Regions from separate parts of the Mus musculus genome. Here region 1 is linked to region 2. A link is a contact called in ENCODE Hi-C or POLR2A ChIA-PET data. All regions are on one chromosome and are shown on one strand. Each heading gives the region's core, a stretch centred on a gene start or an enhancer-like site at or near the end of the contact. The rest is flanking DNA. Distances are from core to core; before and after follow the strand shown.

Region 1 (4,192 bases), core at 69-2,568, 35 kb after region 2:
TTTAAAATACAAATTTCCATTTGTCTTATACAATACAAAACCAACGTGTTAAAGACAGTATTAGAATAAACTCTCATACATACTGCAATTATTGGGGGCAAAGAAATTGTTATGCTAGAATCTGTTGTCAGCTAACAAAAATGCCTTTTACTGAAAATTTCTGCTCAAAGGAAAAAAAGACTCCCATCTATTTAATAAAAATCTATTTTTTAATCTAAAAGAAACCTCACACATTAAAATACAAAAGACTAACCGAAGCATAACAAAAGAATGAGAGCCCCAGCAGGCTATGTAGTCTGTTGTTTTTTGTTTTTTTTTTTTTTAAAGAAATAGTGAGATAATTTTAAAATCCCTGTCCAGATTTGCTCAAATTTTCATGCACAAAACCCACCTTCCTTTGCCCATGTTCCCCTTTTTTCCTTTTGCGTCTATCAGATCTGGAAGATAAACCCACTGGATAGGTTTCCAAGGAAATTGGTCTTCCTTACACAGACTAGCACATAGGGCTACCACGTTGTTCTCAAGACAAGGTTAATCTAGCAGCTTAGCAATAGGCTTGACAGGCCAGCCGCTTGCTTCCTGTCACCCAGACTCCCTCACTGCCATGACCCAGGAAGTCAAGCCTTCCTTTTTTCAGTTCATAACTAATAAACATATAGCAGAGTGCAGGGCTCTCCTCTCAGCTGAGGATGTGCCCCTAAATCACAGTGCAAGGATGTGATTGGTAGAATACTAGGAATGGAGATAGCACTGCTGGAAAGGCAGAACAGGGCTAAGGAAAAAGGAAATGGGAGCGGGAGAGCCAAGCCCCGACTGAAGATTAAGGATGGAAAGCTTAAAGAAGTGGTCCAAGTCCGAAGTGAGCATAGTACTATACTTTACAAAACCTTAGGAAGTCAGGATGGCAGGGGCGGGGGAGAGAGAAAGAGGACCTTTGCTCTCTCCCTCTTCCCCACCCCCACCCCCACCGCCTTTCTAAGCAGCCAATGGAGGCCACAGCGTGTCCTTACTTCTTGAACATGATCCAAGGTGAAAGGGGCGACGATAGGGAAGGGCCCGGAATGGGAAGGAAATTGAATTAGGAAGGGTCCAGCACGAGGAAGGCCTGCACTGACAGTCGGAGCTGCTGTCGTTAATCCGGAAGGCGAAAACACTATCCGCTTTACGGCCCTTAGCGAAATCTGACTACTTCCGCTCCTCTCGACTCCACGTTGACGCTTTTGTCGGCTCCTTTTCAGTAACAGCTTAGTCTCCATTGGGGGTAGCCGAAAGGGCGGGACTTCAGAAGGAAGAAGTGATCAAGCAATTCTTTCTGGTTGCTGGAAGAATAGAGTGGGGGAGGGAATCAATCAAAGCAGAAATTGTGGCAGTCAGTTACGGGTTCCTCAAAGGGTCAAGATTCTTAGGTCTTTGTTGCCACCTACCACTATGCTAAATAGTTTGTAAGGATAATAGGTTTTGCTTCCTATCTGAAGCAACAGAGTGAATTGATGCCTATCAAGCTGCTTGAGCCTAGGCGAGCCTCATAGCTTCATGTTAAATTAATGTCAAAGTTGTCAGGTTCAGCAAATAAAATTACAAGATACCTAGTCAAATTTGAATTTCAAATAAGGTGAACACCTTTTGGTGCAAGTATACTTCATCTACGTTTTGACCTTGCTTATGCTAAGAACTACTTGTTTTTCTGAATTTAATTGAACAACCTTTTTTTTAATCTGGTAGCTATAATCATTGGACAGTGAAGTGCTGTCATAGAATTATCAAATAAGTCATCAGGTTGCTGTCCCCTGCTTCACTCTGATAGTTAAAAACTGAACTATAAATCAGGAATGTAACAGGACATCTTGGCACAAGCTTTTAATACCAACCAGTACAGGGATGGGAGTTGGGGTGGGGGTGGGGGCAGGACAGGCTGATGATCTCTGAGTTCAAAGCCAGCCTGGTCTACAGAACTAGTTCCGGAACAACTAGAACTACACAGAGAGCCTGTCTTGAAAAAGAAGCAAAACAAATAAAATTGATTTCTTGAACACAAACAAAAATGTAATTTCCTCCCAGGCATGATAACTCATGCCCTAATCACAAACCTTGAAGGGTTGGAGAAGACTTGAGACCCTATCTCTAAAAGAAAACAAATGAAAAAAGGAAAATAAGGTAATTCCCTTAAAGAATAAAAAGACTGCTGCTCCAGTAATAGTAGTCACAAGTGAAATGAAAAGATAAAGAAATACATTTTGGTTGTATGGTAGGGGGTTGTTGTTTGTTTTGTTTTGTTTGTTTTTCTCTGAGACAGAGTTTCACTATATATGCTAGCTGACCTGGAACTCCTTATGGTGATCAGACTGGCCTCAAATTCAGACGCCTGCCTGCTTCTGCCTCACTCGTACTGGGATTAAAAGCATGTGCCACCACATTAAGCTTTGAATACTTTCTAAAACATTTTTCTTAAAGATTTATTTATGTATTTTATGTATATGAGTTCACTCTAGCTGTACAGATGGTTGTGAGCCATCATGTGGTTGCTGAGAATTGAACTCAAACCTCTGCTCACCCAGGCCCTGCTCACTCCGGCCCAAAGATTTATTTATTATTATGTGTAAGTACACTGTCGCTGTCTTCAGACACACCAGAAGAGGACATCGATTCCATTACAGATGGTTGTGAGCCACCATGTGGTTGCTGGGATTTGAACTCAGGACCTTCAGAAGAGCAGTCAGTGCTCTTAACCACTGAGACATCTCTCCAGCCCTAAATTTTTTTTTAAGAAAACAAAATTATGCTTCTTGAGGGTTTTCAATCAGAAAGGTAAAAAACGAAATCATGATGGCAAAGGGATTAAAGACTACTCAATATGTGAGACACAGAAATACTAGATCTATAAGACAAATACCACAGTCTCTCTAGGGGCAAATATTCTAGTCCTCAATGGGGATATGAACCTTTAAAATATTCCAGACAAACCTACTATGCATTTATATTGTTCAACTGTTTGTGAATAATTAGTGGTTACCATGCCTACCTTGTCTTGATTCTATGGTATCAACAATCTTCATTTAATAATTTAATATTTTCCAATCAAATCTGCATGACCGATTATGTTTGTCTTTATAAATTAACAATTTGGTATTCCTGTTTACCCATCAGTCTTTTGTGAACATCTTTAGCATGTATCTGTATTACTAATATCAATCAACACTGAAGCATTTGGAATATTGCATTTATAAACATGCAAAACTGAAGCTGGGTCGGCCATGGTAGCCCCTAGGTATAATCCTAGCAGGAGCAAAGCATGGAAGTCGAGGCAGGAAGGAGGAGAGGTCAGCGGCACCTTGGCTACAAAATGGAACTGTCTCAGGAAAAAGAAAGTCCACAACTTCTTGCCAAGTAGTACTCCTCTCCTAGCAATTCTCATGCTGCTCTAAGAGCCTGCATTTCATAACAAGTACATTATAAACAACCATTACTAAGGAGGTTAGTGTTAGTGAAAATAGATAATTCGCTACAAGTTACACAGATGCTCTCTGATTTAAGATGGGATTACCAAGCCATAAACCCATTCTATAAACTGAAAATATCATTAAATTGAAAGCATGTTGGGGCTGGAGACATGGCTCCGCAGTTAAGAGCACCCGCTGCCCTTCCAGAGGTCCTGAGTTCAATTCCCAGCAACCACATGGTCGCTCACAACCATCTGTAATGGGATCTGATGCCCTCTTCTGGGGTGTCTGATGACAGCTACAGTGCATTCACATAAAAATAAACAAATATGGTCTACAGAGTGAGTTCCAGGACAGCCAGGGCTCTACAGAGAAACCCTGTCTCAAAAATAAATAAATAAATAAATAAGCCAAATAAATCTTTTTAAAAAAAGAAAAGAAAGAAAGCATCTTTAAATACATCTACCCTAAAAAGCAGCATAACTTAGCAATGTGGAACATTATTGAGAGAGAACTGGTTGTTTCCCTTCATCATCACTGACTGATGGAAAGACACGGGCTTTACTGTCATTCCCCAGCCTAGCAAAACAATATACCACATGTCACCAAACCAGGAGAAGATAAAAATTCGTTTCTACTGAATGCATATTATTTTTGCATCCACCATCAAACCATCAGGGTAATCTGTATCTGGCAACATTGTATGTAATTAGTATGTTCTACAAGCAAATCAAAGTTAATTTCTTGGACAAAAA
Region 2 (4,238 bases), core at 281-2,780:
AGGAAAAAGGAAAGGCACTTAATGCATAGCACAAAGACAAAGCCCTCTTCAAAGGCCTGCTGCAGAAAAACCAGGCCCGTGTAGAATATGTGCAGGACACAGACAGAACCACTCCATTTGTCTTTGCCTTGTAAACAGCACTGAACACTGGGAATGTGTTTAGCTCAAACACAAACATGCCACCCCCCAAAAAAAGAAAAGCAAGGTTTGTCAGGAATATGACACCCCGATTAAGATACTACTGCCAGAATAGTAATTTCTTGCAATCTAGATGTCATTACAAGACTTCCTGAACTTTCCATTGTACTTAAGGCATTGCCAGTCACCACTCAAATGTATGAGTTTCCAGGAATTCAGGCCCAAGTCACTTCTCGGTGTTCCCCGAACCAAATCTAGTGACAGAACCTTTTGAATAGCTATAAGGCTGGCCTTTAACTGCTAGTCCTTCTACCTTGGCCTCCCTAGTGTTGGCATTACAAGTGTGACCGAATAGCACCAGCTACAAAAGAGCACTTCAAGAGACTAGGTATGCCGGCTAGTGGTGGTGCATGCCTTTAACCCCAGCACTTTGGAGGCAGAGGCAGGTGGATTTCCGAGTTTGAGGCCAGCCTGGTCTACAGAATAATAATTTCTGTTAATAATAATAATAATAATGTGAGTTCCAGGACAGCCAGGGCTATACAGAGAAATCCTGTCTCGAAAAAACAAAAAACAAAACAAACAAAAAAAATGAGACTAGGTATTTATTGGGGGGTTCTGTAGTCCTACTTTGACCTGGAGTCTACACTCAACTCTGCATTTGACTTATTGGCTAGCCCTTTGAAAGCACCCCTTATCCTGTACTGGGCTTGGTTCTCCATCTGTATTTCTAACACTCATTAACTCCTCAAATATTTGCTTATTGCATCCTGGCACTATCTGCTAGCAATACAGGGTGGAATACACAGAACCAACATTTACTGAATGCTTACTTTACACTTCACCTTTTGCTAGGGGAGTTATGTACACTAACTGATAACCTGTGAGATATTTTCCAAACACAACAAAGGAAGGAACAGAGGCAGCGTGAAAATGAAGTCACTTCTCCAGGATAGCAAAGCACTTGGCTGAAGGATCACTTCTAGGCTATGTGGCTTCGAAACCTACCACCCGTGTAACCACAGCCAATTCTTGCTCCCCAAAGCGATGACAATTTCAATGACTTGCATTTTGGTTCCAGGCCAGGAATACTGGGAGGAATTACCTTCTTGTCACCACAAGGGTACCAACACATTAGAGTAGGTTAGAGGAATGATCTAGAAATCTACATCAGGTAAGCAGCAGCTCTCTTCCGCACTCCGGCAGTTTCCACGCCCGTAGGCAGACCGAGGAAGGGAGCGTGGGCGGGCCTTAAAACACGCACGCCCCTCGGGGCATCCCATTGGGTACAGCTGAGCATGTCGGGGCGGGCCCTTTCCGAGTCTCACGGAGCCCGCCCCCCACGCCGTTCCCAGCTCTCGCCCCGCCCCACCCCGCCCCGCCCCGCCCCCACCCTCGTCAGCTTCCTCTGTTGCTCCGTCATTAATGACACCAACGAGAGGATACCGCCTGCGTCTAGAGCAGCCTGGTTCCGAGCGTAACAGAGTGGGCCTTGGACCTCTCACGTCCAAGCCTCGTGAGGCAGCGCTTTCCTGCCCTGGAGCCGTTCTAGATGCGGTGAGTGCCAAAACCTCGGCCCCCACTTCAAGCACAACCCAGAGCTACTGCTTCCCTCCCTCCCCTGGGAAGGCCAGGGCCCTAGCCTGGGCCCTAGCCCGTTCCCAGCATGCTCCACTAGGGATGCCTTGGCAGGTGCGGCGGGAGGACCCAGCGGGAGTGGGGAAAGCAGCCTTCCGAGAGCTTCTCCCTTGGCCCTTCAGTGGGACACTGATATCCATCCTGGTACCCAGTCTCCATTTTGATCTCCATCCACTTTCTCCTTCTAAAAACAGAAAAAGAAAGAAAGTTTGTCGCAAAAACATACTTTCTGCTTTCTCTTGTGTGTGCGTTTTAAGTTCCCTCCTCTGTACAAAAATATCCCATCGTGCGGATTGTTGGTGTTACTTTTTTTTTTTTAATTCCTCAGCGGAGAAAAAAAAATGTTAGGATAATTTGTACAAATAATTTTGTGTAGAATTAGTAGACGTTTTGAGTTTTAATAGTATTTTTGCCGTTAGGAGGAAAAATTCTGGAAATTTTTGACACAAAATCATATGAAGGTACTTGTCTGGATTGTTGAGTATTGGCCAGAAATAATGATCATGTGATAAGAACTGCAATTATAACAAGTAATATAAAGGTGAACTTTACAATGCTGTTTTGAGGCATAGCTTTTCTGTTCTTTCTCCTTTCCTATGGGAAGTGTTTATTGACCAAGTTCTCTGGATTACAGAGGGAAACTACCATCTTGCCTTCCCCCACCCACTTCCCCACACACTCTTAGAAACTGCACCTGTCCTTCAAACAGCTGTCTTTGTGGTAAAAGTCAAAGTTCATTTCTTTTATAAGAAAACAATAGGAGCCAGAAGTGTTGCCACACACAAGTAATACCAGCACATGGACAAATGAAACGAGAGGATCACAAGTTCAAGATCAGCTGGAGATACATAGTGAAACCCTATCTCACATCTTAGAAAAGGGGACAGGAAGGGGGGAGACAGGGTCAGTGTAGTATCCTTGTAGCATTATGGGAAAATTTGGTGCAAGCATCAATTATGTTTACTAGATCCACATGTCGCGTTTATAGGTCACTTCTACCACTGATAGCCTTTGTGACTTTAGATCAGCTATTTAACCTTTATGGTTCTCCATTTCCCCATTTAAAAGAAGTCTTTGTGTGACACTAGAGGGGGTCCCAGCGTTGAGTATTAAGGTCAGATGGGGCAGACATTTGGTAGCCTGCTCTATCACTCTCCCCTTTATTCTTCCTGAACCAGGAAATATGTTGAAGGCCAGCAGGCCCCAATGAGCTCCTGCCTCCAACCCCACAGTGCTGGGGTTAGACATGGCTTCCTGCCTTGCCCAGCTTTTTATATGGGCACTGGGTATGGAACTCAGGTCCTCAGGAAACTCAGGTCCACCGAATCATCTTTCCAGCCCCATTTTTTTTAAATTGACACATAACTGGACATATTCTTTAAATGAGAGAAATGACCTCAGGTAACAGCTTCTAAGGTCCTTTTCAACCGTAAGAGACACCGTGGAAGTAGAAGGAGTCCAGTGAAACTTTGAAGAGTTGCAGAAGAGACTGGGGAACATTCAGTCTTGACGAGCAACAATGTAAACCATAATATTGTCAGCTGTTTTGTTTACATTGGCTCTCCTTCCACTTTCTAATTGAAATTAAAATACAGAAGGTTCCCCTCTCCTCCTTTTTATTTATTTTTTAACTTTCTCAAGGAATTAAGTATCTTTCGAGGAGCTAAAAATAGTCACAAATGTTCCCCAAATAATGCCTATATTGACTTCTTTCTCCAAACAACTTTCCATCGTGGGCTTTTATTACATCATTAATTGATATACTATGTAGTAAGACATTTAGTCTTAGGGGCAGAGTGTTAATTATAACATATGCTACTAACCACATGAAATGTGTTTTAGATTGCTTAAAATACCTCAGGACATTAACTACCAGTTAAATCAAGCAGTAGGTTGAAGGAGAAATTTGATACTGGTGGTGGTGGTGGTGGTGATCATCATCATGGTCGTCATGGTGGAGGAGGAGGTGGCAGTGGTGCTGGTGGTGATGGCTGCGGTGGTGGTGGCAGCAGCTGAGGCAGAAGTTGTGGTGGCTGTAGCTAAGGTATGGTGGTGAGAAACCTTTAATTCCAGCACTCAGGAGGCAGAGGCAAGTGGATCTCTGAGTTCAAGGCCAGCCTGGTCTACAGAGTGAGTTCCAGGACAGCCAGGGCAACACAAAGAAACCCTGGGCCAAAAAAAAAAGCCAAAAAATGAAAGAAAGAAAGAAAGAAAGAAAGAAAGAAAGAAAGAAAAGAAAGAAGGAAAGAAAGAAAAGAAAGGAAGAAAGAAAGAAAGGAAGGAAGAAAGAAAGAAAACGAAGAAAGAAAAGAGAAATTTGAGTTTAAATTGAGTATCTGTTCAACTTACAGGTCTGGATGTAGAAGCTCTTTTATAATTAGCCAGAAGTACTAACAGGGCAAGTTTGCCATACAAAATATTTAGAGAACGATGGAAAAACATTGTTTATCACATTAGTTTCT

What was found. A loop is a pair of places that touch in the nucleus more often than their neighbours do. ChIA-PET counts read pairs that join two places held with the same protein, here RNA polymerase II (POLR2A).
Region 1: a map of heart shows a loop between it and region 2 (9-fold over the local background). The contact joins the promoter of Mcts1 here to the promoter of C1galt1c1 in region 2. A Hi-C loop is called at or near these places in 7 of 37 maps with a recorded cell type or tissue (heart and left cerebral cortex). POLR2A ChIA-PET finds 5 or more read pairs at or near these places in 4 of 5 experiments (Patski and embryonic stem cell).

Annotation. Positions count from the first base shown.
Region 1 is chrX:38,597,597-38,601,788 of GRCm38, reverse strand. Mcts1 (malignant T cell amplified sequence 1) reads right to left here and starts at 1,318. Exons shown (of 6, transcript NM_026902.4): 1 at 1,011-1,318. The coding sequence starts at 1,021.
Region 2 is chrX:38,632,435-38,636,672 of GRCm38, reverse strand. It overlaps C1galt1c1 (C1GALT1-specific chaperone 1), which reads left to right and starts at 1,530. Exons shown (of 2, transcript NM_021550.3): 1 at 1,530-1,695. Gm52440 (a long non-coding RNA gene) reads right to left here and starts at 1,385. Exons shown (of 2, transcript XR_003953098.1): 1 at 1,244-1,385. It also overlaps the pseudogene Gm18436.